Regions from separate parts of the Homo sapiens genome. Here region 1 is linked to region 2. Evidence: chromatin loops called from intact Hi-C (ENCODE). Cell type or tissue: prostate gland. All regions are shown on one strand. Links, peaks and the distances in the headings refer to the core of each region. The heading gives the core; the rest is flanking DNA. Region 1 overlaps LINC01107 (long intergenic non-protein coding RNA 1107). Region 2 has its middle 41 kb from the start of LINC01107.

The links. Peaks named below come from ENCODE experiments on the same cell type or tissue, not always from the same donor. Only the 100,000 strongest peaks of a DNase experiment are listed, where the experiment ranks them.
Region 1: it touches region 2 in a loop (2.7-fold over the local background); 5 of 110 quality-filtered maps call a loop at or near these places.

What each region holds. Positions count from the first base shown.
Region 1 is chr2:238,520,179-238,535,859 of GRCh38, forward strand. The region is part of intron 2 of LINC01107 (long intergenic non-protein coding RNA 1107); the gene reads right to left. It overlaps LOC124906130 (a long non-coding RNA gene), which reads right to left. Exons shown (of 2, transcript XR_007088215.1): 1 at 12,806-15,681; 2 at 9,603-11,798. Among named protein-coding and RNA genes, the nearest start is that of LINC01107, 27 kb to the right of the region's middle. RefSeq lists an enhancer at 2,335-3,243. In prostate gland, for the core only: a CTCF peak has its summit at 9,300; DNase peaks (open chromatin) are centred at 7,513 and 9,283; H3K27ac peaks cover 524 bases.
Region 2 is chr2:238,588,584-238,604,264 of GRCh38, forward strand. No RefSeq gene overlaps it. Among named protein-coding and RNA genes, the nearest start is that of LINC01107, 41 kb to the left of the region's middle. RefSeq lists an enhancer at 11,253-11,768. In prostate gland, for the core only: no CTCF peak of the experiment used is centred there; DNase peaks (open chromatin) are centred at 7,808, 8,138 and 8,728; H3K27ac peaks cover 3,570 bases.

The DNA.
Region 1 (15,681 bases), core at 5,216-13,215, 68 kb before region 2:
CATGGGCTAAAGAAACCTGTTTTTTTTTTAAATAATAAATTATCCAACACCCATTCTAGCAACACCCAACAGACCATATAGATGGGAAGGCGAATTACAATGGAAACAAACAAACAAACAAACAAAAGAAGCAAATAGCTATTAGCAAAACTGTCCATAAATGAGATGGGCTGACTCAGAGAGTTGCATGTTCTCTGTCACAGGAAGACCACTTGAGAGTGATGATGGTTATGGTGGTGATGGTGATGGTGATGACAGTGATGTGGTGGTGATGGTGATTATGGTGGTGATGGTGACAGTGGTGGTGATGGTGATGGTGATGATGGTGGTGATGGTGATGAAGGTGATGTGATTGTGATTATGGTGGTGATGGTGATGGTGACGGTCATGGTGATGATGGTGATGGTGGTGATGGTGATGATGGTGATGGTGATGATGGTGGTAATAATGATGGTGGTAGTGGTGATGGTGGTTGTGATGATAGTGATGATGGTGGTGGTGATGGTGGTGGTGATGGTGGTGATGGTGATGATGGTGATAATGATGGTGATGATGGCAGTGATGGTGATTATAGTGATGACAGTGATGGTGGTGGTGATAATAGTGATGGTGGTTGTGATGATAGTGATGATGGTAGTAATGATGGTGGTGGTGATGGTGATGATGGTGGTGATGGTGATGGTGGTGATGGCAGTGATGATGATGGTGATGGTGACAGTGAAAGTGACGGTGATGATGGTGGTGATGGTGATTATGGTGGTGATGTGATGGTGGTGGTGATGGTGATTATGGTGGTGATGGTGATGGTGGTGATGGTGATGGTGACAGTGATGGTGATGGTGGTGATGGTGATGGTGGTAATAGTGATGGTGGTGATGGTGATGGTGGTGATGGCAGTGATGATGGTGATGGTGGTGATGGTGATGGTGACAGTGATGGTGATGGTGGTGATGGTGGTGGTAATAGTGATGGTGGTGGTGATGACAGTGGTTGTGATGATAGCGATGGTGGTGATGATGGTGTTGGTGATGATGATGGTAATGGTGATGGTGGTGGTGATGAAGGTGATGGTGATAGTGATGGCGATGATGGTGGTGATGGTGATGGTGATGGTGAGAGTGATGGTGTTGGTGATGGTGACAGTGATGGTGTTGGTGATGGTAACAGTGATGGTGATGTGATTATGATAGTGATGGTAGTGGTGATGATAGTGATGGTGGTGGTGATGATGAACTTAAACATTCTTAACATCCTTAATGTTCATGTTATTTTAACAATGAACAAAGCATTCCTTTCCATACCCAACTGATACTTGCACCAGCCCTTTGTGGGTGTGCTCATGTGTGTTAACATCCAGCAGAGTGAATGAGGCTGAAAGATATGGTCACTGGTGTACCAGAGGCAGAGTCAGACTTGGCTCAGGCCTTTCACTCCCAGCCCAGGGCTTTGTCCCCCTTGATCTGAGAGTGGCAGCACCTTGTGCAAACCAAAGGCATCTGGAAAGGCTTTTTCTGTGGATCCCACTGCACAGGCCTGTGGCTCGGGAAAATGTGGCCACAGCCTGCACCCTCAGGCCTGGGACAATGTGGGGTGAGGAGCGGGTTTGCAGGAGCACGGTGTGGGCAAGAGTGTTTCCGTGGTGGGAGCCTGTGGTCGTGTATCTTGAGACCTTCCCCTCCCACAGTAGCAGCAGGGGGACAGGTGACGCTGTTTCCCCAGGATGGGCCACGCCAGTCTCGAAGACCTTATCCTGGCATTCTGCGGACCTTTCCACTTTGCAGCCTGGCCCTTGAGTGTGGAGGCTGCCCTGGGTCCCTCCATTTCCAGGCTCTGCTTCCCCACATTTGCTGTGGCCTCCTCCCCTGCCTTTGGCCCAGACGGCCCTCCTGACGTCTGACACCAGCTGGCTGTATCCGCCTGCCCTCTGCCTGGTCATTCCTGCCACCTGTTTCAGTCATGGTAAACTAAGTGCTTCCAAAGCAAAGCCCCTCCCAGATGGCACTCATGTTCCTGCCAGGCACCTTGTCTGGAGGGGCCCGCATGCCACCACCTGCTCAGGGGTGTGCAGTCCCAGGTCCTGGTGACTGTTCTTCCCCGTTCTTCTCAGAGCTGCCTCCCCCTCCTCTTCGGCTGTGGCCCCCCTCCCATTTTGGGGTACAGCAGCCTCTGCACTAGCTGCTGCCTGCAGCCCCCCAACTGGCCGGTCAGCCTCTCACACTTTGCAGGTGGGTCCCCTCCCTACTGTCTGCCCTGCATGGCTCCTGGGCTCTCAGGGGGATGTACAGTCCCCTTTAGTAAATCTTCTTTTCTGCCTCTTTGAGGTTTTCGCTCTAGCCACACGGGCTCCTGAGTGGTCCCCAAATGTCCTCAATCTCTTGTGTCTCCAGGTACCCCCAGGCTTCATCCTCTGCCTTAACTGGTCTTCCTTTTTCCTTCACTTGAGAAACTCCCTCCATCCTTTGGGCTCAGGTGGGTGTCAGCCTGGGAAGCTGCCATCCTGACGCCCATTCCTCCCTCTGGTGGGCACCCCAGTGTCCTTCCATCAGGGTCTCTGTCACAGCCCTTGTTACACTAATGACAATTGAGGGCAGGGGTGGCATCCATTTACTGTCTGGCATGGAGCAGGTGATCAGGGTTCTTATGGGGTGTGTAAATACAGGAGGGAGAGAATGAAGAATAAAAGGAACTGGCCCCGGTCACATGGCTCCTCATGGCAGAGCTGGGATTTTCATCATTCAGCAAGTGTCTGCTGCGTCCCCATCTGGGCCCAGCCCTGAATTCAGAGCCAGTGCCACAGAAGCCAACCAGGCAAGCAGAGGTTCAGCCTGCCCCGGGGCATGCAGGCAACTGGAACGCAGGCCTTCAGACTCCTAGTTCAGTGCTCTTCCTGACATGCTGCAGGAGGGTAGGGGGCTAACACGACCTGCGGGGGACGCTGCACCTTCAGCTTGAGTGAAGTGCAGTTGAGGGCCCAGCAGCCCTGGTGACTGGTTGCACTGTGCTCCAATCCGTTGGGGACCCCAAGCGCTCTGCATTATCTACTTCTTGTCTCTAAGCGGCCACTCTTAAGCGGTGAGGAGAAGACAGTGGGCCGGCTACCCATGCATGAGGTGAAGGCCTGCGGGAACAGGAGAGGGAGCTGCTGAGCGGCTCTCAGAGGGCTCCTGGGCCGGGTCCCTGCCTTGCTCCCATCAAAGGGATGGCTCTGCAGTGACAGCACAGAGCATCAGACACATGCCGGCCCGGTGGGGCCAAGCCAGCCGCGCTATTAAGCAACAGCACCAGATCCCTTTGTTTCTCCGCTTCTTCCAAAGTGGCAAAAGATCAAGGCCCTGAGCTTGAAATAACAAAAGGGAACTAGCTTGCAGACTGCGCATCTGGAGGCCAGAAGGAGTTTAATAGCCGTGCTCAGGAGGGAGAGGGGAGGGGCTGGACGCCGGCTCATAAACTCTTCGCTGTGGCTCCCCAACCTGCTCTGCTCAGGCTCCCCGCGCCCGTCCCTGGTCCCGCGGCAGGCTCCCGCTTCGTCATTCGCGGGGCAGGTGGCATACCTTGCCCATCAGCATGGGCACAGGACGTCTGGGCCTCTCTGCAGGTTCCCCATCCCTGCCAGCGCCCAGGTCTCCCTCTCTCCTCTCGGCCCCTTGCTCCTCTCAGAGTCCTCAAGTCCCCGGGTTAATGAGGATCTACTGCGGGGTCGTGGGAGTCTGACCAGTGACATGTGCAGACACATGTCTGTAATTACTCGGGGCTGAGGAAAGCCAGCCCCCGGAGCTCTGTGGCCTTCCCCATAGACAGAGCTGAGCCGGGCGGGCCTCCCGGGGGAGGAGAGCCATGCAGGGCATCACAGCACCCACGGCCATGGTCAGAGGCCTGACCTCAGAGGCGGAGGCCTCTCACTCTCCTGTGGGTCCCCTGGTCTCTGACCTTTGGGGGTGTTTGCAGTGAGGAGCTTACACAGCACATGGTTCTGTGGGCTGACGTCTTCTCTGTACAACTGGTGAGAGGGGAGCCTGGAGTCCTGGGGGAGTGGGGCGGGTGGAGGGGGCTCCCTGCTGCCGTGCTTGATACTCACCATGAGACACCACCATGAAACTCACCCAAAGGCACCAGCTAACAAGGACCAAAAGGAAATGTTCACGAGGGGCTGCAGCCCATGCCAACATGATGTGGTGCCATCTCACAGCATTTGCCCCAGGCTGGGCCCACTGCGGTCACATCCCTGAAGGGCCTGGCCAGGTGGCGTTTCCGTCCCTGTTGGACAGAAAGCGGGTGGGTTGTTGTTTGAAGTCACACAGCTTGTCAGAGTCAGTGCTGAGATTCGAATCTGCACCTCCCTGACAACTCGGGCTTTCCCGAACCCCTCATCCCCTGAGATCCCAAGCAAAGGAATTATCCAGCCTGGTCCAATCCTTTCTTGGTGCATATTTTCCTAAAAGGCAATTTGGAACCCGTCACTTCCCACCTCAAGAGCTGGCTGAAGCTCCCCTTTCTTGGCAGTTCTTTTGGATGGCTGGAGTGACAGATGACCCGGGAGGCTGGAGTTGGTCATGGTGCAGCCCCCAGGGGCAGGCGGGCAGAACCGATGGGCACGCATGCCCTCTCTCCTGAGCGGGTGTGTGAACCCCAGAAGCTGGCTGTCCAGGCTCCTGGGCGGTGCTGACTGTGGGCTCAGGCCACCCATTGGCCTTCATTTGTTGGGCACAAGTGATCAGTTTGCCCTATCTCTAAGGTGCTTCTGCCAGGGGAAGGGGAAGGAAGTGAGGGCTGACACCTGGCTCATCGGTACCACTCGAGCCTCGTGGACTGGAGTTGCCCTGGGCTCCGCTGGACACATTGTACATTTTCAGGCTCCTCCAAGGAGCAGGATGTGTTTCCCCTTGCGTAGAATGGAGCTTGGGGCTTGTGCTTGTTCAGCCAATAGCTCCGTGGGGCCAAGGGAGAGGTTGGCCCTGTGGGATCCCCTGGTTCCTGAACTGCAATTCTTGGGTCACTTTTTACTAAGCAAAATTACTGGAATATCCTGGATGTTAGGATGTCCTAGGAGGCTTTATCCTGGGGTGACTTTGCACCCTCCCAAGCCTTTGTTTCCTTCCTTTGTCAAGCTGGTGACCGGGCACTCCGTGTGTCTTTCTGTGGCCGCAGGTTCTTACTATGGCTCCCAGGCAGGTCACCCCATGACTTAGGGAGCTGTCGCTAGCTGAAGCCTGGTCGGGGGCAGGGTGGGTGGTTCAGCCAAGCTCTCTATATCTATTCTAGAGGTCCCAGGAGGTCTGCTGTGAGCCCCATCACAGTCCCATGCCCCTTCCTGCTGAAAGTCACAAATGTTGCCACGCATGAGTTGTTGCTGAGGCTCCTCAGGGAAAGCCCGTCCCACGCCGGTGCTGCCCTTGGCTTCTCCCTCCGTTTTGTTCTGGCGTCGGTGTGATAGGTTCTACTTACATCCTCCAGAATTAGGCAACATTCTCTATTTCTAGTGCTCTAGGAAATATGTTCATAGTTCCATACTTACTTTGTTAATTTAATGGGATTTGTGGCAGAAGATGTAAACGCTTCAGTCTGCCATTTTGAATGGGAAGTCAAGTGAATTTTAAAGACAGGAAGAAAGGCTACAATTTGGCTGGGCGTGGTGGCTCATGCCTGTCATTCCAGTGCTCTGGGAGGCCGAGGGGGGAAGATCGTTTGAGCCCAGAGGTTTCAGACCAGCCTGGGTAACATAGTGAGACCTTGTCTCAAAAAAAATTATATTAAAAAAAGAGTACAGTTTAAGGAACCACACAAATGCAGATTCTCTTAGACAGCTACAATTATTGTGGTTGAATAATATTTTGAAATATTAAGTGATTTAACTTGCCCAGCATGTCCTGTTGCCTTTTTTTAAATCAAGGGTTTTTTTCTACCCTGTTATTGGAAAGAGTGGTGGCCTGAGGAAGAGAAGACACAGCTGATCTTGAAAAGGGAAGTCGTCAGTCCATGGCTTTGTGGGCTGCCAGCATGGGGTTTCCTGGGATACTGGCCAACAATGGCTGCACCTGCAGCTGCTCTTGCCACGCTCAGTCCCCCGCGTGGACCATGGCCCAGGCCTCTATCAGTGTCTGGAAGGCGCCGGAGAGCAGTGCGGGTCTGATTTGGGCTTGTGCCTCTTTCTCTCTCTCTTTTTTTTTTTTTTTTTTTTGAGATGGAGTCTTGCTCTGTCATCCAGGCTGGAGTGCAGTGCTATGATCTTGGCTCAGGGCAACCTCTGCTTCCCGGGTTCAAACTATTCTCCTGCCTCAGCCTACGGAGTAGCTGGGACTGCAGGTGCGTGCCACCACACCTGGCTAATTTTTTTTTTTTTTGTATTTTTGGTAGAGATGGGGTTTCACTGTGTTAGCCAGGATGGTCTCGATCTCCTGACCTCGTGATCTGCCCATCTCGGCCTCCCATAGTGCTGGGATTACAGGTGTAAGCCATCGCGCCCAGCCTCTGGGCTTGTGCCTCTCAACAGTCTCAAGCGATGTCCTGGCATGAGGGATGGTGCCTCCAGGACTCTGCTTCTTGGTCCTGGAGCTGGAGATTTTCAGGGGCCGATGGGCTCTGCCCTCTTCTGCTCTCAATTTTTGTCCATCAGGTGGGCTTGGCAAGTCCCCTTGACCTTTCTCAGGAAAACTTTGGTCCGTCTGGCCCTCCCCGACCTCCCCCCAGTGTCTGCTCCCTGCAAGGTTTCTCATGCCTTCCTACACACGCTCACCTGGAATGCAGCCCTGCCCTTTTGTATCATGAATGTCCAGAGTAGGCACTGGCTCGAGGAGAATTGGTGAACACGCTAAGTAACTTCCCCAAAACTGACAACAGGCACTGTAATTCCAGTTAGTGCACTGATCCCTGTGCAGAGATTCCAGATCTGGAGACTGTATGTGGCAGAATTTATCATTTGACATGTGTGGCATTTCAAATAAGTAGGGAGAATTGAATACAAGATTTTAGATCACTGGCTCTCCATAGAGAAAACCATGTTACCTAAAAAGTAACATCTTTCTGCCAGTCCATACGTACAATACATTCCATACGTACAATACATTTCATATGTACAATGCATTCCATACACACAATACATTCCAGCTGCGTTAAAGATTTAGGTGTAATAAAAAAAAACCTGAAAAATTCCAGAAGGACATATAGAGAGTATTTTTGTCTCCTTGGGGAGGGCAAGGTATTTTTAGCCAAGACATAGAAATTACTGATATTAGGAACACGTTGGAGCCAATCCTGGTGTCCTGGAAACTGACCCAGCACAGATTGACTTCTTTTTCAGGCTACGTGTTTTGTGGAGGTCGGCAGGGGCTCTGCTCTACCGAGACACCCAGGACCCAGGCTGATCGAGACTCTACCATCTGGGAGAGTAGAGCAGCAGAAGGGACCCCTGGGGGCTCACGCACTGTTTCTTCTGTATTTTGGCCCAGAGGTGACACACACCACTCTTGCCCAAACTGGTCCAGAACCAGTCACATGCTCCTGCTCTGGCTGTGTGGTAAGAACGCAGGACAATGTGGAGACTGGGTTGAATGCTGAGGAATGTTACTCTCCCTGCCACAGACTCTCTCCTGATACATTCTGACGTCAGAGGGGATGGTGACTTTCCTGGGAAGTGTTAACTAGCAGAATTGATCTGAGATGTAAGAATTCCAAAGAGATGCATAAGAAGACAAGGGAAAGGTTTCTAAGATTTACCTTCCAGACTGGATCCCATCCCAGATGGTTTTATTGAAAGGATAACCAGTGCATGTGTCTGTCTGGGGGGAGGGACAGGATGCTTCCAAAATGGACTTGAGGGCTGGATGCCAGGTGTGGAATCAATGAAACTCAGGGGGCAGGAAGTGCATGGCATTAGGGGCTGGGTGTTGGGCCACCCGGACCTGCTCTCTAGTTCTTCCAAATCTAGTGAGAGGCTGCTCAGACCCTGTCACTTCTGCTGTAGAAGCTGATTACCCAGAATTGTGCTCCCAACAGACTAAATGTAGCAGGGGAGCTGTGATTCCCCATAAGAAACTGGGGAACATGGGGTGCTGTCACAGGCTGAGAAAATGAACTCTTGGCAGCCAAAGAGGAATTAAAGAAAGCAGAGAGAGACAGAGAGAGAGAGAGACACCCATGGGGCATAAGGCTGGAAACTGTCAGAGAATATGACAGGGAGGCATGACAAGCTAGCAGTTCATAGAGTGAAGCTAAGGAAATCACAGGAAAATGGGTGTTATTTATAAATGTACATACTTGGTCCAGAACAGTGGTTCACGTCGGTAATCCCAGCACTTTGGGAGGCTGAGGTGGGAGGATCACTTGAGGTTAGGAGTTTGAGACCAGCCTTGGAAACATAGCAATACCCCATCTCTATTAAAATAGTAATTTAAAAAATTAGCCAGGCATGATGGTGCACCTGCAGTCCCAGCTACTTGCGAGGCTGGGGTGGGAGGATCGCTTGAGCCTGGGAGGTTGAGGCTGCAATGAGCCATGACGGCACCACTGCACTCCCACCTGGGTGCCAGAGTGGGACCTTATTTCTGAATAAAAAGTACATGCTTAAAATTAAAGGGGCTTCTTGTTAATCATTGGAAATGGATATAATCCAAAGTCCGTAGCTACTAGGCACCTACCACCTTCATCATCATGGTACCATTTGAAGCTCCCCTCTGTGCTGGGGACCAATGGCTCTGAGACCATCATGGCTGTGCCTGGCAGTGCAGGAGCAGAGAGCTGACATGTGTGTCCCTCAATCAGAGACATGGATAAGATGGCACCCTGATGGGAGGGTGAGGGTCCAGAGAGCCAGTAAATCCACAGCCATGTGGCCGGTCATGGAACAAGATTGGCCAAGAAAGAAGGTTTTAGAAGGTAAGAGGTTCATTTCAGATCTTCCCTTAAAGGTGCCCTGAGGCATCTTTTTTAACAAGAGCACCAAAGAGGAGGTTTCTGGTAGGCAGCTCGCTCCTGAACGCTGAGCAGAACGGGCCGGCCATGCCAGGTGCTGCTTTGCTTTGTTTGAACAAAGGTCCTGGGGTCCTCACAGTGAGACACGGTTCTCACTTCCCATCTCTGCTCTCAAGGCCTTTGTGATCTTTGTGCTATCCTACTGAAGACAGGTAGAGGAGAGGAACAGAGGACCCCAAACAAGTCCCTGTTCAGCCTGGACACCTGGGAAAGGGAGGAGTGTGGAAGAGGGAAGGAAGTTAGCTGGGGGACAGTGAACACCAATGTATGTGCAGATTCAATCAGCAGCGATCTGTGAGTCAGAGGCTCTCAACATGCTCCAAAGCAAAGCTGGGTAAACACTGCCACTTTTTGTTTGCGTTGAGTTAGCTGCCTGCAAGCATATTAGGAAACCCTGACAAAGAGCATTCTAAATGCATGTGGTGCCTTTGAGTTTATTTGTCTCAATTTATTCCAGTTACATTTGAGCATGACATGATTATACATCTCACACTGACTGAAGACTGTGGGCCTGCGTGGCAGGCAGGGGAAGAAGGGGGGAGGAAGAGGGTTTCCTAGCGCCATCTAATTTAAAGCACCTTTAGCTGAGTGGTGCAGTGAAAAGGATGTGGCTAAAACAAATAAAAATCATAGCAGGATCAAAGTACACACACAAATTTATTCCTTCTGGAAGCAGCTTCTCTTTCCCTTTCCCCCTCTCTCCTTCCCTTGTTTTCCCCTCCTTTGAGTCCCAGCGATTCTTTCATGGCAGAACTCCAGGATGGCCTCGTCTCCTTGCAGCACAATCACAGTTTCATCTCTGATTGATGGGGCGAAGGCACCGGCACCGCGGGTTTGAAGGAGATCTAAGGGCCTTCCTAATTTCATGGTGGGCATGTGAAGTGTCACATTAATCAGCGCTCTTTATGAGCAGTTCAAAGAGTCATAGATGTTGGGAAGGTGGCTGTTTGAAGCACAGAGCCAAGGGATTTCAGGATTTTATCAACAACCTGGGGGTTCCACCTCCTCTCCCCAGTGCACCTCTTGCCTGACTGCTGGGTGGAATTTTACATGAGAATCATACGGAGCTAAAGGAACCTACGATACCATCCAGTTCCAACCCATACTTTACATAGGAATCAGCAGAGGCTGGGAGTCTCTCTTGGGGTCACACAGAAAGCCATCTAGTCTGGAAGCAGTGGGTTATTCAAGCCTCCTGGTTGCGTGTGACAACTCAAATGAGGTTAAGCACTGATATAGTTTGGCTCTGTGTCCCCAACCAAATCTCATGTCGAATTGTAATTCCCAGTGTTGGGGAAGTGGGCTGGTTGGAGGTGATTGGATCATGGGGGCAGATTTCCCCCTTGCATTCTTGTGATGGTGAATGAGTTCTCAGGAGACCTGGTTGTTTGAAAGTGTGTGGCACCTCCCTCTTTGCTCTCTTCCTCCTTCTCCAGACACATGAAGACGTGCCCGCTTCCCCTTTGCTTTCTGCCATGATTGTAAGTTTCCTGAGGCGTCCCCAGCCCTGCAGAACTGTGAGTAATTTAAACCTCTTTCCTTTATAAATTACCCAGTCTCAGGCAGTTCTTCATAGCAGCATGAGAATGGAATAAAACAGTAAATTGATACTGGGTAGTGGGGCGCTGCTATAAAGATACTAAAAAACGTGGAAGTGACTTTGGAACTGGGTAACAGGCAGAGGTTGGAACAGTTTGGAGGGCTCAGAAGAAGACAGGAAGATGTCTTCCAGGAAAGTTGGAACTTCCTAGAGACTTGTTTAATGGTTTTGACCAAAATGCTGATAGTGATGTGGACAATGAAGTCCTGGCTGAGGTGGTCTCAGATGGAGATGAAGAACTTTTTGGGAACTGGAATAAAGGTGACTCTTGCTACATTTTAGCAAAGAGACTGGCAGTATTTTGCCCTTGCCCTAAAGATCTGTGGAATTTTGAACTTGAGAGAGATGATTTAGGGTATCTGGCAGAAGAAATTTCTGAGCAGCAAAGCATTCAAGAGGTGACTTGGGTGCTGTTAAAAGCATTCAGTTTTATGTACTCACAAATATATGGTTTGGAATTAAAACTTATGTTTAAAAGGGAACCAGAACATAAAACTTAGGAAAATTTGCAGCCTGATGATGCGATAGAAAAGAAAAACCCATTTTTGGAGAAGAAATTCAAGCCAGCTAGATAAATTTGCATCAGTAACGAAAAGCCAAATGTTAATCACCAAGACAATGGGGAAACTGTCTCCAGGGCATGTCAGAGTTCTTCACAGCAGTCCCTCCCATCACAGGCCCAGAGGCCTAGGAGGAAAAAAGGGTTTCACGGGCTAGGCCTAGGGCCTTGCTGCTTTGTGTAGTATAGGGATTTGGTGATAGTGAGTTCCAGCTGTGGCTCAAGGGGCCAACATAGAGCTCAGGCTGTTGCTTCAGAGGGTGCAAGCCCCAAGCCTTGGTGGCTTACACGTGGTCTTGGACCTGTGGGTGTACAGGAGTCAAGAATTGAGGTTTGGGAACCTCAGCTTAGATTTCAGAGGATGTATGGAAATACCTGGATGTACAGGCAGAAGTCTGCTGTAGGGGCAAAGCCCTCATGGAGAACCTCTGCTAGGGCATTGAAGAAGGGAGATGTGGGATTGGAGCCCCCACAGGGAGTCCCCATGGGGGTGCTGCCCGGTTGAACTGTGAGAGGAGGGCCACCGTCCTTCAGACCCCAGAATGGTAGATCCGCTGACAGCTTGCACTGTGCACCTGGAAATGCCTCAGACACTCAATGCCATCTTGTGAAAGCAAAGCCACAGGGGTGAAGCAGTCCAAGGCCATGGGAGCCCACCTCTTGCATCAGCGTGACCTGATGTGAGACATGGAGTTGAAGGAGATTATTCTGGAACTTTAAGGTTTGGTTACTGCCCTGTTGGATTTTGGACTTGGGTGGGGCCTGGAGCCTCTTTGTTTTGGCCAATTTCTCTCATTTGGAATGGGTGTATTTGTCCAATGCCTGTATCTCCATTGTATCTTGGAAGTAATTAACTCACTTTTGATTTTACAGGCTCATAGGCGAAGGAATTTGCCTTGTCTCAGATGAGACTTTAGATTTGGACTTTGGGGATAATGATGGAATGAATTAAGACTTTGGGGGACTGTTGGAAGTACATAATTGTGTTTTGAAATGTGAGGACATATTTTAAAGGGACCATGAATGGAATAACATGTTTTGGCTGTGTCCCACCCAAATCTCATCTTGAATTGTAGTTCTCATAATCCCCATGTGTCATGGGAGGGACCTGGTGGGAGGTAATTAAATCATGGGGGTGTTTATTAGTCTGATCTCACACTGCTATAAAGAACTGCCCAAGACTGGGTAATTTATAAAGAAAGAAGGTTTAAATGACTCATAGTTCTGTGGGGCTGAGGAGGCCTCAAACAACTTACAATCAAAGTGGAAGGAAGTAAACACATCCTTCTTTACAGGATGGCAGGAAGGAGAAGTGCCAAGTAAATGGGGGAAAAGCTCCTTATAAAACCATCAGATCTGAAAACTCACTCACTGTCATGAAAACAGCATGGAGGTAACTCCCTCCATGATTCAGTTACCTCCCACAGGGTCCCTTCTATGACATGTGGGGATTATGGGAGCTACAATTCAAGATGAGATTTGGGTGGGGACATGACCAAACCATATCACTGCACCTCAGGGATGATCCAAGACACCTCCTGGTACAGTGCTCACACCTCAGGGATGACCCAAGACATCTCCTAGTGTAGTGGTCCTACCTCAGGGATGATTCAAGACACCTTGTGGTGCAGTGCTCACACTTCAGAAATGATCCAAGAAACCTCCTGGTGTAGTGATCCTACCTCAGGGATGATCCAAGACATCTCCTGGTGCAGTGCTCACACCTCAGGGATGATTGAAGACACCTCCTGGTGCAGTGCTCCCACCTCAGGGATGATCCAAGACACCTCCTTGTGCAGTGCTCACAATTCAGGGCTGATCCAAGACACCTCCTGATACAGTGCTCACAACTCAGGCATAATCCAAGACACCCCCTGGCACAGTACTCCCTTCTTAGGGATGAGCCAAGACAACTGCTTGTGCAGTGCTCACACCTTAGGCAGAATCCAAGACACTTGCTGGTGCAGTGTTCTGACCTCAAGGATGATAAAATACACTTCCTGGTGCAGTGCTGACAATTCAGGCATCATCCAAGAGACCTTCTGGTGCGGTGCCTACATGTCAGGTTTGATCCAAACATCTCCTGGTGTAGTGCTCTGACCTCGGGGATGATACAAGATACCTCCTGGTGCAGTACTCACACCTCAGGAATGATCCAAGACAACTCCTGGTGCAGTGCTTCCACCTCAGGGATGATCCAAGACACCTCGTGGTGTGGTACTCCCACCTCAAAGATGATCCAAGACTCCTCTTGGGGTAGTGCTCCCACCTAGGGATGATCCAAAACACCTCCTAGTGCAGTGCATACATCTCAGGCATGATCAAAGACACCTCCTGGTGCAGTGCTCAAGCCTTAGGGATGATTCGTGATGCCTTTTGATGTAGTGTTCACACTTCAGGGATGATCCAATACACCTTCTGGTGCAGTGCTCCCTCCACAGGGATGATACAGGACACCTCCTGGTACAATGGTCACACCTCAGAAGTTATTCAAGACAGCTCCTGGTGCAGTGCTCACACCTCAGAGATGAATCAAGACACCTGGTGCAGTGCTCACACCTCAGGGATGAATCAAGACACCTCCTGGTGTAGTGCTCACACCTCAGGGCTGATTCAAGACACCTGGTGCAGCACCTGCACCTCAGAAATGATTCAAGATACCTCCTGGTACAGTGCCTGCACCTCAGGGATGATCTGAGACATCTCCTGATGCAATGTTCACACCCCAAGGATGATCCAAGACACCTACTGGTGCAGTGCTCACACCTCAGCGATGATTCACAACACCTCCTGGTGCAGTGCTTACACTTCAGCGACGATCCAAGACACCTCATGATGCAGTGCCTGCACCTCAGAAATGATCCAAGACACCTCCTGGTGTAGTGCTCCCTCCTCAGGGATGATCCAAGACACCCCTCGTGTAGCGCTCCCACCTAAAGGACGATCTGAGACATCTGCTGGTGCATTGCTTGCATCTTAGCAATGATCCAAGACACCTTCTGGTGCAGTGCTCACAAGTCAGGTTGATCTAAGACACTTCCTTGTGCAGTGCTTCCACCTCAGCAATGATACAAGACACCTCCTGGTGCAGTGATCCCCCTTCATGGATGATTGAGGACACATCCTGTTGCAGTGCTCACACCTCAGGGATGATCCAAGACACTTCCTGTTGCAGTGCTCACACCTCAGGGTAGATCCAAGATACCTCCTGGTGCGCTACACTCTCCTCAAAAATCATTCCAGATACCTCCTGGTGCAGTGCTCACACCTCAGCGATGATCCAAGAGATCTCCTGATGCAGTGCTCCCACATCAGGGATGATCCAAGACACCTTCTGGTGCACTGCCTCCATCCCAGGGTTGATCCAAGACACCTTCTGGTGCAGTGCTTATACCACAGGGATGATCCAAGACACCTCCTGTTGCAACTGAGACATGATCCAAGATGCCTCCTGGTGCAGTGGTCACTTTTCAGCATGATTTAAGACACCTCCTGGTGTAGTGCTCAAACCTCAGAGATGATTTAAGACACGTCCTGGTGCAGTGCTCACAACTCAGACATGATCCAAGACACTTCCTGGTGAGGTGTTCACATCTCAGGGATGATCCAAGATACCTCCTGGTGAGGTGCTCACACCTCAGGGATGAATCAAGACACCTCCTGGTTTAGTGCTCACAATTCAGGGATGATCCTAGATATCCTGGTGCAGTGCTCACACTGCAGGCATGACATAAGACACTTCTGGGTGCAATGTTCACACCTCAGGGATGATCCAAGACACCTCCTGGTGCAATGCTCACACCTCAGGGATGATCCAAAATACCTCCTGATGCAGTGCTCACAACTCAGACATGATTCAAAATATCTCCTGGTGCAGTGCTCACACTCAGGCATAATACAAGAAACCTGGTGCGGTGCTGAGACCTTATGGATGACCCCAAACACCTCCTGGTGTAGTGCTCACACTCAGGGATGATCCAAGACAATTCCTGGTACAGTGCTCACACCTCAAGGGTGATCCAAAACACATCCTGATGCAGTGCCCACACAACTCAGGCATCATGCAAGGTACATCCTGGTGAGGTGCTCACACTCAGGCATGATCTAAGACACCTCCTGGTGCAGTGCTCACATCTCAAGCATTATCCAACACACTTCTTGGTGTAGTGCTCCCACCTTAGGGATGATGGAAAATACCTCCTTGTGCAGTTTTCACACTACAGGGATGATCCAAGACACCACCTCATGCAGTGCTCACACCTCAGGGATGCTCCAAAACACCTCTTGGTGCAGTGCTCACAACTCAGATATGATTTAAGACACCTCCTGGTGCAGTGATCACAACTCAGACATGATCCAAGATACCTCCTGGTGCAGTGCTCACACCTAGGGATGATCCAAAAAAACCACGTGGTGCAGTGCTCACACTCAGGCATGATCCAAGACACCTCTTGGAACAGTGCTCTCAACTCAGGGATGATCCAAGAGACCTCCTGGTCCAGTGCTCACACCTTAGGGATGATCCAAAACATCTTCTAATGCAGTGCTCACATCTCTG
Region 2 (15,681 bases), core at 4,830-12,829:
GATCCATCCTTTATTTGTCCTTCAGTGGCACCCCATGGCAATTGTTCTGAAGTATTTACTGACAAAATATCCCTGCCTGTTGGTTCATCTTCCAGCTTGTCTCCATAAGTGACAATGATTTGGGTGAGCCAGGGTGGATTTCTGCAGGCTCCTGGACTCAAGCCTTCCTGAACTCATCCCCTCACTCTCTCTCCCAATCTCAGCCTGTGCATTTAGGTCCTGCCCTGGAATATGGTAAGATGGAAGACTTTCATAATTTCCGATGCACTGCACTGAATCTGGGATTTGTAGCCTATACTAGCATCCTTTCTTTAATTTAAACGATTAGCGTTTCAAATGTAACCAGGAACTGGGCACCACGAGATAACCCCTGACTATGACTACTCAGCCCCTTGGAGTTTCCCTTAAGGGGGGAATGGGGTGTAGCAGCAGAGCCCTGGGATTGGAGGCCTCTCCTGGTCAAGTGTAGTGAGGGTCAGAGGTCATGTGCCAGGTGTGCACTATGGAGGGACAGAGGCATCAAGAGGCATTCATGTCCCCATCCTTTGGTCGTGGGGGCGGGGGGTGGGTGGTGTCCTGCCCCAGGGTCCTTTTGTGTAGGGACAAGGCATGTAGCTGTCACACAACGGTAACAGAAGAGTGGATGACTGGCCAGGCTACCCCCAGGCAGCCACTGTCTGAAGTTTTCTATCCTAGAGCTTTGAAAACCCAAATTCCTCATGCCAAGCTCAGCTTCAGTGATTTAGGAGGCAGAAGGCAGACTGTACCCCAGTCTGCATATGTGCTGTTTAGGGCTCATTTAGGACCCCCAGGAAGTGCTTCTTCAGTGAGAGGATTCTAAATAGCTCTTACGTTGGTAAAACTTTTACAGTAAATACTGTCATTAGCATCCTAAGAATAGTCTACTGTCTGGAGTAAAAGTCCCCAAACCAACAGCCCACATGCCAGTACTGACTTTTGGCCAGGGGCCATGTAGGTTTTAGTTCTGCAGACCCTTCTCAGGGCCACCACAGGGAGGGCAGGCTGGCTTCCCACACCTGGCAGCTTCACCTGGAGGATAGGGTGCCAAGTCCCCACCCATAGGCCTATGCTGTCCAGCAGGGACGCCTCTTCCTAACCCGTTCACAGGCCGTTTTGCCTGGCAGTGGGCGCTGCCAAGCTCTACCTCTATACTCCCCCCTTACTGGAAGCACAGGGCAATCGGGGAAGCCCTCTAAGATCCAGCAGGTGACCCTGGGCCCTGTTTTGGGGTCTGGGCTGGGCTGGACTACAGGGTCACCAAGGAAACCAGGAGCAGCCCTTGCCTCAGCTCAGCTTTGTCCTGAAGAAGGGCCTGCCCTAGCACCTGGGGGAGGTGGCAGCTGCATCATCCCAGAGGGGAGGGCAGGAGTGGGTGACCCTGAGCTCCCTGGGGGGCTGGGAGAGGACTGGAATAAGCAGTTCTGGATGGAGACCCGCCAGGCCCGCTCACTGTGTCAGCTGAATTTGCAGGTAGATGGACACCTCTGTGTGGCCAGAGGCCCTGACCGCTGAGCCTGGCCCAGGTCCTCACAGATGCTCCGTTTGAGCACGGGGGTATAGAGCGGGGAGGCTTGTTTTGCAGACTGGACCAGGCAAGGAGGCAAAGGTTGGCTTCTGCAGGTCTCAGTGGCTGGCTCAGACCCCGAGGAATCTGCTGGTTTGTCACTGGGCCCTGCACTACACTACCCAACCCCCGGGGTGTCAGAGGCAGGCTGGGGGTCTGTGTGCTGATCCACTTCTAGTGGTCTACACCAGTGTTCCAACTGCTTCTTCTTCTCCTGCTTGTGAGATGGGCAGTTGATATCGTGAGGTCAAGAAGCAGGACCGCTAGCCCCAGTGGCGGCATTGGTGATGGCAGGGGCAGGGATTTTTAACTTCTGTGCACCTGGGTTTTCTCATCTGTAAAAAATAGAGATGACAATTTCTGCTTTACCCACTGTATCTATGTCAAACATGCAATAAAACTGTGTGTTAATGTGTTATAGAAATGAGGAGGTGCTATGAAAGCGCACTCTAGTTAGAGACCAAGCCTGGATGGAACTCAGGCTTTTCAACGGTGAAATGGGAAAAGTCTTTTTGTTATTTAATTCTTTGATGATGGAATAGGATAATTTGTGTGATGGCAGCTAATATATTGAAGGTGCTTCTGCAATATCAATATAATAATAATTTTAAAAAGTGTTGCATCTCCAAGATAATGTTTTGGCTTGTAAAATTTTGACTATTATATACGTATAAGAAAAAACACAAAATAGAGATTTAAGCAAAAATGAAATATTGTATTATTCACAGATAATCTATAATGTTTTGTTGTAGATCTTTTCAGATTTTTTCATATATGTGACTATAATTATTTTTTACAAAAATTGGATCAACACATATTTTCATATCATTTTTATTTTTTTGCTTTTATTTTTATTTTCTTTGAGACGGAGTTTTGCTCTTGTTGCCCAGGCTGGAGTGCAATGGTGCGCCAGGCTGGAGTGCAATGGTGCGATCTTGGCTCACCGCAACCTCCCTCTCCCGGGTACCAGCGATTCTCCTGCCTCAGCCTCCCGAGTAGCTGGGATTATGGGCATGCGCCACTATCCTGGCTAATTTTTGTATTTTTAGTAGAGACGGGGTTTCTTCATGTTGGTCAGGCTGGTCTTGAACTCCTGACCTCAGGCGATCCACCCGCCTCAGCCTCCCAAAGTGCTGGGATTACAGGCGTGAGCCACTGCGCCTGGCCTCATATCATTTTTAATGCTTGCCCAGAATTCTAATTCTTTCTTATTGCATATTTAGGTTGTTAAAAATTTTTTTTAAATAATAATATGGATAAGAACCTGCTTGTAGCTAGGACTCTGTAATTGAAAATCAATCAGGTAAAATAATAAACTAGAAGTAGAGCAGCCCAGACACGATGGCGAAACCCCATTTCTCCAAAAAATACAAAAAGGTTAGCTGAGCGTGGTGGTGTGTGCCCGTGGTCTTAGCTGCTCGGGAGGCTGAGGTGGGAGGATTGCTGGAGTTCAGGAGGTTAAGGTTGAAGTGAGCTGATATGGTGCCACTACACTCCCGCCTGGGCAACAAAGCCAGACCTTGTCTCAAAAAAAAAAAAAAGAAGTAGAAACGTTAGGTCAAATGATGTGCATTTTTTCCGGTTGTGATAAAATACACATAACAAAAATTTACCATCTTAACCATTTTCAAGTGCACAGGTCAGTGGCATTAACTATGAATACAGTCACATTGTTGCACTACCCTTATCGCACTCCACCATTCCTCCACAGAGGAGAGCTGGCTTGCTTCTAGAATGCTCATCAAATGCCTGGCACTTTGCCAGGGTTTCACATCTCTTTGCATTTTGGACAGCAGAGATTCTGTCCCCATTAAACACTAACTTCCCATTCCCTCTCCCCCACAGCCTCTGGCAACCACCATCCTAATTTTTGTCTCTATAGATTTGACTCTTCTAGATATCTCATATAAGTGGAATCATATAGTATTTATTTTTCTGTGACTTACTTCACTTGGCATAATTTCTTCAAGTTTAATCATGTTGTAGCATGGGTCAGAATTCTTCTCCTTTTTAAGGCTGCATACTATTCCACTTGGGTGGCGTCTACCTTTTGGCTGTTGTGAATAGTGCTACTATGACCATGGATGTACAAATATCTCCTCGAGACCCTGCTTTCTATTGTTTTCGTACATATCCAGAAGTGAAATTGCTGCATCATCTGGTAACTGTACGTTTAATTTTTTGAGGGACTGCCATACTGTTTTCCACAGCAGCAGGACCATTTCGCATTCCCACCAACAGTGCACGAGGGCTCCAGTTTCTCCCCATCATTGCCACCACTTGTTATTTTCTGTTGGGTTTTTTTTTTTTTTTTTGATAGTAGTCATCTTAATGACTGTGAAGTGGGATGTACATATTTTTAAGGCTTTGAAATCAATTGCTGAACTGTACAGTAGAAAGGTAATACTTGGCACTTTTACCAACAATGGATAGAGCACTATTTCCACCGTCCCTATGAACGCAGAGTACCCCTGCCAGTTTTTTGATGAGTATTTGAAAGAGGAAGCGTGCACGTGGTGTGGTAAACCCAGAGGACTGTGCCTACCTGCCCAAGAGGAAGACCTGGGTTTTCTCTGGCTGAGACCACCAGCTGACTGGCCCTCTCAAGTTTTAAAATCCTGCGTTTAGATCAACTCTGAAGCTCAGCTTCACGCATTACCTGATGTGGCCGATATAAAAAGAGAAGAATATCAGATATAAAGAAACCGTATATTTACATACAATTAGAAGCAAATATTTAATGCAAGCAAATGTTTTATAGGAGGTGAGAGAAACTCCTGTAAGGACCAGAAAAATAAGCTGAGCACTCCCAGGAAACAAACCTGTGTCTCAAAATTTGGTGTTAGCCTTTGATGGGAAAGAAAATGAATCAGTTTCTGCTTTTCCTTTGTTTCATTTCTATTTTTTTTTTTTTTTTTTTTGAGATGGAGTCTCACTCTGTCACCCAGGCTGGAGTGCAGTGGTGTGATCTTGGCTCACTGCAATTTCTGCTTCCCAGGTTCAAGTGATTCTCCAACCTCAGCCTCCTGAGTAGCTGGGATTACAGGCATGCACCACCATGCCTAGCTAATTTTTGTATTTTTAATAAAGATGAGGTTTCGCCGTGTTGGCCAGGCTGGTCTCAAACTCCTGACCTCAGGTAATCCATCCGCCTCATCCTCCCAGTGCTGGGATTACAGGCGTGAGCCACCACGCCCGGCCCTTTGTTTCATTTTCGAATTTGAATTATGATTGTAGGGCTCTGATTCCCCAAACCTTCACAACTTAAAACCAAGTGCCCATCTCACGTACCCCTCCTCCCCCAGCAGCCGGGGCCTCCCTCCCTCCTGGCCACACTCTGTGGCACGACCCTCTGAGCGTGGTCTTCCCTGTTAGTGGGGCAAGCCCTGGAGGCAGGGTCTGTGTCTTGCTCTCCAGGAATGGCCTGAATCTCCTCAAGTCCTAGCCCAAAACGTGATTCACAATCTTGGCTTAAGGTAATCCTAATGCTTCTAGAATGTTCTTCAAATGCCTGGCACTTTCCCACCTAAATTATCCCATTCCATCCTTTCAGCCAGCTTATCAGGTGAGCACTACTATTCCTCCTATTTTATAGATGAGGACGCTGAAGCGCAGAGAGGATAAGAAACTTGCTCAGTGACACACAGCTGGTGAGGGGGATCTGGGTTTGAATTCACACCTTCGGGCTCTAGTGTCAGTGTTCTGAACGTACACCCAGCAGTGCCTCTGACATGATGAACGGATGAGACGTTCAGTGAGGAGGGAGAGCAGGCACCAAAAGCCTGTATCGGCTATAACCAAGTAAGAGCAGCCTTGCTAAGTAGCAGTCGGTCTAGAAATCAGTTCTATTCGAAGACTCCTAATTGGGCTTTTCTGGGTGATGATAACCTTCTTGGTAAAACTGAACCCCAAGTTCTTTGGCCTGGTTGCCATTCCCTGGCTAGCACCACGTATTTACGCCTTTGTGCCTTTTCACATGCCTCGGCTTCTCCTTGGAAATCCTGTTCATATCACCCTTTTCTTCTGCAACTGAAACTTGCTATTTGTCATTCTGGGCTTAGCTCTGATTTCACCAGTTCTGTGGCTCCATTCTTAGCCATCGCATCCCTTCTCCTCTCCTTGGTCTCTCAGTCACGTCTCCTACCTCAGTTGAAATTCTTCCCACTAGTCTTGAGCGTAAATTAGTTCAACCATTGTGAAAGACAGTGGGGCAATTCCTCAAGGATCTAGAACCAGAAATACCATTTGACCCAGCCATCCCATTACTGGGTATATACCCAAAGGATTTCCGATAAATCATTCTACTATAAAGACACATGCACACCTATGTTTATTGCAGCACTATTTACAATAGCAAAGACTTGGAACCAACCCAAGTGCCCATCAGTGATAGACTGGATAAAGTCTACCCCTCTTCCAGAAAGTTTGTGAATAACCCACCCCTTATTTAGCATATAATTAAGAGTGGGTATAAATAGAGCCAGCCAGCAACCCACAAGTGCTACTCTGGGCCCCTCTGCCTGTGGGATAGCCCTGCTCTGCCAATGAAGCAGCCATCTTGCTGTTCACTACGCTATATAAACTTGCTTTCTTTCACTGTTGGCTTGCTCTTGAATTCTTCCCTGAATGAAGCCAAGAACCAACTCAGGCTGAGCCCCCGTTTTTGGGTTTGCCTGCATCACCTGCAGTGGAGATGGTTGGTTGTTTACCAAAATCATTTCTCCCTTCTCTCTGGACATACTGCTGGACTACATTTCCCATCCAACATGACAGGTGGGCACGGCCTGACGACTGGATTGTCCAACAAAACACAGAAAGTGTAGACAAGAGAACAGCAGAAAGTGACGCCTGCAGCCACAGAGATGTGCTCCCAGTCTCCCTCTTTTCTGACTGCTGGGGGTGCACACCACAGCGAGGCCCAAGGGCTGTGATGGAGGCCTAGGATGGAAGGTGGCTGGTCCCTGAATTACTTCTAGGAGAGGCACCATCTGCTGAGCAGGAACCCCTGCCTGGGACAGTTGCAAGAACAAGAAATCAGCTCCTTTTGTGCCAGAACCAGTATGCATGTTGAGGTCCAATCCTACAGTTAGTGATGTGGTAACAGAAATGAGCTTTGTGCTTCCATGCCCTGGGCAACTGCAGGCAGCTGAGGCCCCCATCTGCAGGTGGTCTCTGCAGGCAGAGGGTTTCTGGTGAAGGGCCCTATGGGGTTTCTGATGAGGGCCCCACAGAAACCAGAATCTCTTCCCTGCTGCTTATTTCAAATTCTGCTCGGTTGTCCCTTCCAGGCCAGGCGGGTAATCTTGCTTGTGGCCACACTCCTCTTCCTGGGACCTGAGCCTGCCCTCCTGCTCCTGAGTAGTTCATTGTGATGCTGTCTGCTGTGGCTGTGGAGTGCTACGCGCTGGCCAGCCTGAGGGCGACCTGTACCGCCTTGGCCAAACCCTTTACCCCACTGAGAGATACCTCCCTCATCTGCAGCGAGAGTCCCTACCTTGTAGGGCAGTGTGAAGGATGTCCTGAGATGGTCAGGACTTAGCACCCTGTAAGCACAAGAGCTGTTCTTGGTGGCGTTATGATCACACCCACAGATAGGGCCTCAGGCAGGCCTCAGTGTCCTCCTGGCTGGCCACGTGCTACGGATGTCCCCATGCACTTGATGTGTCAGCAGCAGAAGGACCTTCAGGAGGAGGCAACGATGGGATGAGACGAGGCTCAAAGGAGGATGTTGCCGCGCAGAGACGTTTCGGGAATATGAGGCAGGTCACCACCTATGATTCTTGTGGTAGTGGAGGAATGGTGGCGGCTGTCATTGTGACACCCACTTTAGAGACAGGAAACTGAGCTTCAGAGAGGGGGAGTCCAGGCCCCACAGCACACAGCCAGGAAAGGGCCGGGCAGAAGGGGCTTTGGGTTTTAACCTAACTCACCCCGACTGCCTGCTTCTTCACCCAGCCATCATGGAACGTCTCTGTGCCTCTTCCCTGCTCTCGTGGAGGCCTGGGTCAGGCAGCTGCCCAGAGGCAGACGTGCACTGTGACCCTAGAAGACTGTTCCAGACAGGCCAGCCCAGGCAGAGACAAAACAGGGACCTGCTCCTCATTGGTGTCACGACCAAATGCAGGGGATTTGCTAAGGGAGGCGCAGCCATGAATTGGGAGCCAGCTTCGTGCTCTGCCACTCCTTCTTGCTAATCCCTCGAAAATCCAATCAGAGCTGTTTCCCTCCATGAAACCAACTGGACACAGCACATACTGGCCGGACCTCTGCCAGCATGGAGTGGATCTTTTTTCTGTTTAAAGAACCAGGTTTCAAATGTTCTTAATAAAACGTTTATATATATCATGCAGGGTGCAAATAAATATTTTAATATAATTGGAAGAATGTAGAGAATTGTAAAAAGTTATGGAAGTTTTACTTCTGATTGGCCAAGACTCAATAAACTCTGGTTTGATGTACTCTAATTTATAGGCGTGCAAAGCCAACTCTTTGGCATCAGAGAGGCCGTTAACGTTGTAATGATGTTTAAACGCTGACAAATGAGCTGCTTGGGCGGCACCTTCAGCCCTGAGAATGGAACTGTTGGAGCTGGAGGACTTGCCTGTCCCCAGCTTTCTCCCTTCCTCCCGTGCTGGTGGAGCAGGTTAAGGGCAGGAGGACTGTTCATTGGGGCGACTGCTCCCCATCGGTTGAGGGGAGGGCACAAAGGGGACCCATGGCTTCTTTTTCACTGTTGTCCCTAATTATGGTCTTTCTCATTAAAATAACAAGGACCATTTCTGCTAGAAACGCTGACACATGTTTTTACTTTTCTGGGCCGATGGAAACCACATGTAGAATCCATTCCTTCCTTTTTTCCCTCCAAAATGCAAATGGAAGAGCTGGTCCAGGGGGTCCCCGGTTGCCCAGCCCTGAACAGAGGCTTGGGGAAGCCCCCTACTCCCACGCCAAGACGTGACTTGCGCTTCTCTGGGCACTTTGTGCCAGCCCTACCAGGGAGTGCTGCCCCGCTCCCCAGGTCTCCCTCTGCTTGCTGGCACTGGGCACTCCCAGCAGGCATAACCCGAGCAGAGCTGAGTGGTTATTTATAAACTCTCTTGAATGCCAAAGCGCCAGGAACAATCCATTCCCCCCGTTTGCAGGAACATACTTTCAGCATAACTCATCACTTTGAAGATGGGTCCAAACTTTTGTTCACATTTATTGACAGGAAGTTGTTTTTCAAAGCTCAAGTCAGCAGGCAGGCCCCGGGCCAAGAGGCTCCGCCACCTCAAGCTGGCGCGGCTCTGAGGGCCCATAAATTGTGTTAGCCTCCCACCCACCCCTCTCTCTCCCTTTTTCCGCTAGAATTTGCCCAGAGGTTGAACATTACGTTTTCCCTTTGTAAAGTTTCTTCTTAAACTTTTTCTTTCTTTCTTTTTTTTTTTTTTAAGAGAAAATCACCTATTGGAAGTGTTAAGAGGTTCTTTTCCTCTCTGAAATTCTAACCCTTTATGGTGCTCTTGAACTTCCTCTTTCCCGCATAAGCCACTCTGAGCCCTCCTTACTGCATGAAATTTCTCGGCCAAGGGTCCTCCTTCTCATCCCCCTACTTGAGCCTTGAAGCAAGAATGTCCTCCCGGGCTCTAAGAGCTCTGCCTCTCCCCAGGCCTCTCTCCCCTCAACTGGGAATCAGGAATCCTAGGGCAGGTTGTCCCAAGGCCTGGAGGGGCCATCAGGCAGGAGGACTCAGTGATGTGGGGTCTCCTGTGGCTTCTTAGCTCTCTACTCACCCCACACATTTACCCTTTGGGGCTGACCTGGGTGTCCATGACTTATAGATCTAATCCTCCCCCAACATCCCACTAATGTTCCCAAATTGTCCCGCCCCCAGTGGGACCCCTCCATTCCCCTTTAAATAGACTCTTCTCCCTACAGCCCTGAGCTCTTCCAGTTACCCCAACCAGGGACCTGGGGGTCATCCCAGACCTCTCCCAGATTCCTGCCCCTGGTTGGGCACTGAGTCCTAAGTGTTTCTGTACCAAATTTGTCTTCCTACCCCTTCACCACTGCCTGGTTTCAGGCCCTGCTCCATTTTCGGGGTCACTCCCAGACCTCGGCAGGCCAACTTCTCTGTGTCCCAGATGCCTTTTCTGTAAATCGGGGCAATGTCAGTGCCCACCCCACTGCGTGGTGGCAAGCATTTCATGGGCTCATGTTTGCAAAGCACGCAGGATGGCTCTGGGCATCTTAAGTGCCACAGGTTGTTCTCCTGCTGCCGCTTTTCTTGGGTCTCTGGGTCACCCTGTCACTCTGAGTCAGTCCATTCCTTATGCAGCCACCGAGAGGACCTTGAAACAATGCACAGCACATTCTGCCATGCCTGTGCTTGAACCCTGTGCCCGCTCTCAGTTCCCCGTGGGATCCCCCATCCCTGGCTCTGCCTGTCTGCCTCCTGTGCCCCGCTGTGTCCAGGGGCTCTGGCCTTTGGAGTTGGCCTTGTTCCTTTCTGTTTCTCCCCTGGTCATTCCCTCCCTCTCCTTCCCTGTGAGCCCCTCTGGAAGGTGTTCCTGACCCTCCACTGTCCCTTCTACCCTGTCCTGGCTCAGAGGCCCTTGCCTACCCCCACACAGGCGTGCCGTGTACTCTGCCACGAAAGCTGCAATTCTTTCTCACGATCTCTGTGTTTTCCTGCGTTTGGAGACAGGGTCTGTGCCTCAGGGATCTCTGGGCCCACGGTGCCCAGCACAGATTATGGGCATAGTAAATAAATGCTCATCTAAAACGTGTGAATGACAAAGACCAGGAGACAGACCATGGCGCATGCGTGAGTTAGGAATTTCCCCCATGACGTCACCTCTTTGACTATTCTGATTTTGTCTAGTGATGGGTCAATCCATTTTTTGGTTTTTAACCTTGACAAGAGCCCAAATACCAAAATGAACTGTCTCTGTGTACTGATATCATGTGAAACTTTTCAAACCCAGGAAGCATTGGAAGCTCACACTTTTAGTGGGACCAGGGAGGAGAAGGGAGAGAGGGACATGAGGGAAAAAGGTGAATGGGTCCATTTTGTCTTGGAAGAAATAGGAAACGCAGCAGTCCGTGGAGGAGCCTCAGGGGCCCAGGTGTGGAAGAGAGTGCATGAGGCTTGGATCTGCAGGGGTGCTGCCCCGCGTGGGTCTGCCCGGGAGTCCTGAAGTCCTTGCTGCTGGAGAAGAGGGGTTGTTCTGGAGCTAATGGCATTGGAGCAGTGAGGTCAGATTGCAGGGACTAGGCACAGCCAGTGCTGGGAGGGCTTTGCCCTTCCCGCGGCTTTGTGCATTTGTTTTCAAATACAAGTAATAAGACTCTGGGCTGTTTGGAGCCCTCACTGGAGCCCCTCAGACCAGGAAAGGAAGAGCTGCCGGAGGCAACGGATACTAACCCAAGCTAGTTGATGCCTAACTAAACACCTGCATCTTGGTTTGTTTGTGTGGGAAGTGATGGTTGGACCAGGTGGTCTCTGGCACCTTGTGGGGGTGCCTCACCAGCTGCAGGGCAGGGCTCCAGGCTGGCAGAGCCTGCAGATGTCCCCACCAATGCTGTAGCGATGGGCTGCCACGGATGCTGGGGCAGCAGCCACGATGAGAGCCTGGGGGTTGGCCTCCTTGGGGTAGCCTGGTAGCTGCCAGCCCTGAGTGGCAAGAAGGTGCAGTGGGCTGGCCCTGCACCCCACTGCTCTCCTGTCCCCCACATGCCTCCTGCTGGGGGTCTCGAGGCTCAGCAGCGGCACTGACGGCCTCCGCAGGACCCCCTCCTGCCTTCTCACACTGGGGGCTTCTCCACTCCTCTTTTCCTGGTGCGTAGCGTCCTGCTCTCTGGTCCCTTTCATCGCCTTGGGGGGTGTTCCCTCCACATTCTCAGGTGGAAGTGTTTAAGGCCAGTCCCACAGCCACCCCTCTGGATCTCCTCCACCCCAGCGCGGTGCCCCCTGCAAATGGGGCCCACATGTACAGCAAAGCAGGATGAGGCAGGCCCCGCCTGCCAAGAATGTGGCGCAGCCTCCTGGGCATGGGACATTGAAGGGAGCGATGCATGCAGGACAGCGTCCTCCTCTGCCTGGAGTCCATGGAGGAGACCTCCTCGGAGTGGGAGGCTCCGCAGGCCGCCAGATGCTGGGGAGGGCGCTGGGAAGCTGGGAGGAGGTGGCGGGACGTGGGTGGGGAGGGGCTCCCTGTTGGGGCGTCCCGTCCTGTCCCAGGGGCTGCGGGAGTGGTCCCACCATAGTGGTCTCACCTTGGCCCAAATAGAGGTGGTGTCACCCAGGCCTTGCTGGGGAACATGGAGCTTGGGGTCCCTGGGACACCGCGGAGGGTCCACGTTTCCCCGAGTCCATCGGCAGGTGTGGACACCGCCTTTTCCTTCCTCTCGCCTTCTGCTTGGCTGTCTCTTGAGATGACTTTAGAAATGTAACACCTTGAGAACACTGTATGTTCACTTCCCTTTGAGCCTCATGACGACCTCAGAGAATGAACGCTCCCCCCACGCTGGAGGCTCGGGTGGCTAAAGCCGTCCCCGGGTGGCGATACTGGGTGGGCCTGGCGCCCGCCTGGTCCCCTGTGTGGTTCCTGGCTTACTTCCCCTCCTCAGTGCCACGTCCATCTCACAGACTTTTTTTTTTTTTTTTTTTTTTTAAACTGGTAGTTCCAGATTTGGGGGCAGGAGGCAGTGATTTGGGTGTGAAAATCCGCTGAGCTGGGATTGAACATGATGGGGCTGGAGACTCTCAAATGGGACAGTGGCTCGTCCTAACTCAGAGCCCAGCCCACACCTGTCCCCAGCACCCAGCACCCAGCACCGTGCCCCCAGCGCTTACCCCATGGAGGGTGGGAAGACAGGTGAATTAGTGTAGGAAGGAATAAGGAGGAGTCCCGTTCAGTGGAGAGCAGGCTGTGCGCTACCCCACTGTGGAGAAGGGTTGCACAGGCACCTCCAGGGGTATGTTCTGGCCACTCCGTGCTGCAATCTTGGGGCTGCCTGCCCATCCCTAACATGTTAGACTCAGACTCACTGCTCTTGCATCGTGCCCCAGCCTCCAAGGAAAACCAGCCAGCAACCACAGCGCCGGTTCTAGGGACCCTCCTGGATCAGGCCCACGTGGTTACTGCCCCTCGGGCCTCAGATCAGTGGTTCTATCCCCAGCTCACCTGTCCCTACCCGCCCGTGGTCTGACTTCTGCTTCTGGGTTCTGCTCCTCCTTTGGGCCTCTGATCCTCCTTTGGGCCTTGCCCTGCAAGCTGCTTTGCTCTGGTTGGTCTCTGAGAGGAGCCCCTGCCCCTGGTCCAGTGCGGAAGGAGGAGGCTAGCAGCCAGCGCTTTCCCGCAGCTCACTTGCTGTCTGTGGGCCGACAGGAAGTTCTTCATGGGGAAAGCCAAGAAGCCAAGACTCACATAGCAAAGCCTCCGTTTGGAAGCCGGTGTTAGTCCTTTCTCCTTGAGGAGCAGTTTCAGTCAGTGCATCACTCCAAATGGGTTTGGTAACACTGAGCTTATGGTACAATGAAAATCACTCTTGCCAAGAGAGCAAATGCAGATGAAAGGCAGGGTGAGTCACACGGGCTCTCCATGTCCCTCTTGCTGCACCCCCAGCAGCCTTTGACACAGGAGCCAGCCACAGACAGTGCTGGACCCCAGCACGTTGCCCCAGACTATGCAATGTCCAATTTCTCCAGGCCTCACCTTCTAGGACCCACTTCCCGATGCCTGGACATCTCATTGTTCTTTTCTGGTTTACTTCCAAGCTCTGGGGAATCCACCCTTGGCTAGCATCACTCAGAAATTGCACAACTACCATTTTAAGACAAGATTTTAAGAGCTGTTTAATTTAACTTTTAATGTTGGTTAAGCTCCTATAGGTAGTGTCTGGGACAGTGTAGCAGCAGGAGAGCAAATTCTGGCACCTACCCTTATAAGAATTTATGAACAGTGTTTTCTGCTAAAAATAGTAAAGTTCTAGTTCTGCTGACTACATAACAATGACCAGGGCAAGCAACTTGCTTAATCGCCTCAGTCTCATATATTTTTTTTTCACTCGTCAGAGGTGGACACTCAACTTTCATAAGATAAGTGGCATGAAAATGCTCTTTGAGCTGTAAAAATATTGGCTGATTTACAAATGACTGTTTTGACGAAGGTATTGGAAAGAACTTTTATTAGAAGACAGTGAGTGCTTCCACAGGCACTAACCTCTCTGGTGTTTTGAAAATGCTCCAAAGGGCAAATTCTAGCACTGTGAAAGATTTGAGAGACGGCTACCTCGTTAGCTGTTCTATTTCCTCATTATTATTTTTGGCATCTCAGATGGCCACTGACAGGCATAAAGAGATTATTTCTCCCATATACCCATCTCTTTTTCAGGAATTAAAACTATAGAAAATCTCAGTGGCAAGACTGGGGCACAGGAGCCAGGGAATGGGATGAGAAATGTTCCTTGCAATGCCGGAAGCCCTTTCCCGAAGTCACACATTTTCATGAATAAACTAGGGATGAGTTAAGCTGGATGTTAGAGTTGGATTTATAATGTATGAAATAGTTTATTGTAAATGTTTATTTTAAACCTCAGTTTTCAGCAGTCTGATGAACCAGATAGCCTGAGAAACATCTTGATATAAAATGTCTAGGGATGTTGGCTAAAATACAGCAGTATAATAAACATTGCTCTTGAAAAGATAAGGGAAATCCCTTGTGGAGGCCCAAACCAAAGAGGAAACAGAAACCAGAAATATAAGATAACCGATGCTAGGGCTATGCTGGGGGAAGGCATGGGATGGCAAAGGTGGGAGTTGAGGTTACTTTGTATGTCTTTTTAACTAATGAATTTTTGGATTTTAATGGCCATGCAGAAATAGGAAATGAATCTTTGAGCCCATAAGAGGCTGGAAATTAGAACTGAGTTTCCTATACAAGAGTTGTCTTCTGCCTTTGAAGAATTACACTTCCAATGAAAAGGTGGACCAGAAGAACAATCCAGCCATTGGCACAGGGAAATAACAGAAAGCCTGTCAACCTTGGCCTGATTCTGAGTAGGAGAAAATGGTTGTCCTTGAGAATTTGTATGTAGTGGCTATCCTCAGGTGTATTTGGGGTGTGAATTTATACTATCTGAGTGACATGGAGCCCCCAATCTGAGCAATTTAGATAAAATTAACCCTGGAGCACCTGGCAGGAGAAAACACAAAATCTCTGTGGATGTACACAAAGCATTCCTACAGAAAAACTGCAATGAAGATGAGCTCACAATCCAAAAGTGCCAATCCAAGGGAGAAAAATAAACTCTGAGCAAGTTCAAAGATATAACAAACAGTGGGATTAAATTCCTAAGAGCTTCAGGCAACAATATTATCAAAATAAAGATTATGAGATAGAATTAAAGACACAATGGAAAATTAAAAAAAAAAGAGAAAACAGCAAGCTGCCACCAAGGGAAGACAAAAGACAGGGAAGATTTGAAAAGAACAGAAGGAAATATATAGGAATAAAAATATAGTGATTGAAATTTAACTAAGTCTTTAATGGTTAGGTTAAAAAGCAAATTAGACATAACTAAAAGGAGAATTAGTTAAGTGGAAAATCACTGTGAGCACATGGAAATAAAGAGACAATTTGGAAGCAAGATTAATAGATATGGAGAATAGGACAAGAAGGTCTAATAGAAGCACAATAGGAGTTATAGATGGAGAGAAAGGAGAGAATGAGAGTGAGTCAATATTGAAAGAGATGGTGACTGAGAATTTTCAAAATGGAGAACAGTTCTGAGCTCTCAGATTCAAGGAAAATGTAGTCCTAAATATTAGGGTAGACATAAGGAAATGCATCCCTGGATAGATTAGAGTAAGCTATGTAAGAATGCCAAGTACAAAGATAATACCTTAACAGTAGCCAGAAATGTAAGATGTCCTATGAAGGAATGACAATTAATTTGGCTGCCACTTCTCAATGATGACCAAAGGATAGTGGAATTATATCTTCAAAGTGTTGAGAGAAAATAGAATTTTCTACCTAACTAAACTGTCATACAAGAATTAGGGAGAAAGGATGAAAAACAAAGCATTAGGGAATTTATAACTAACAGAGTCC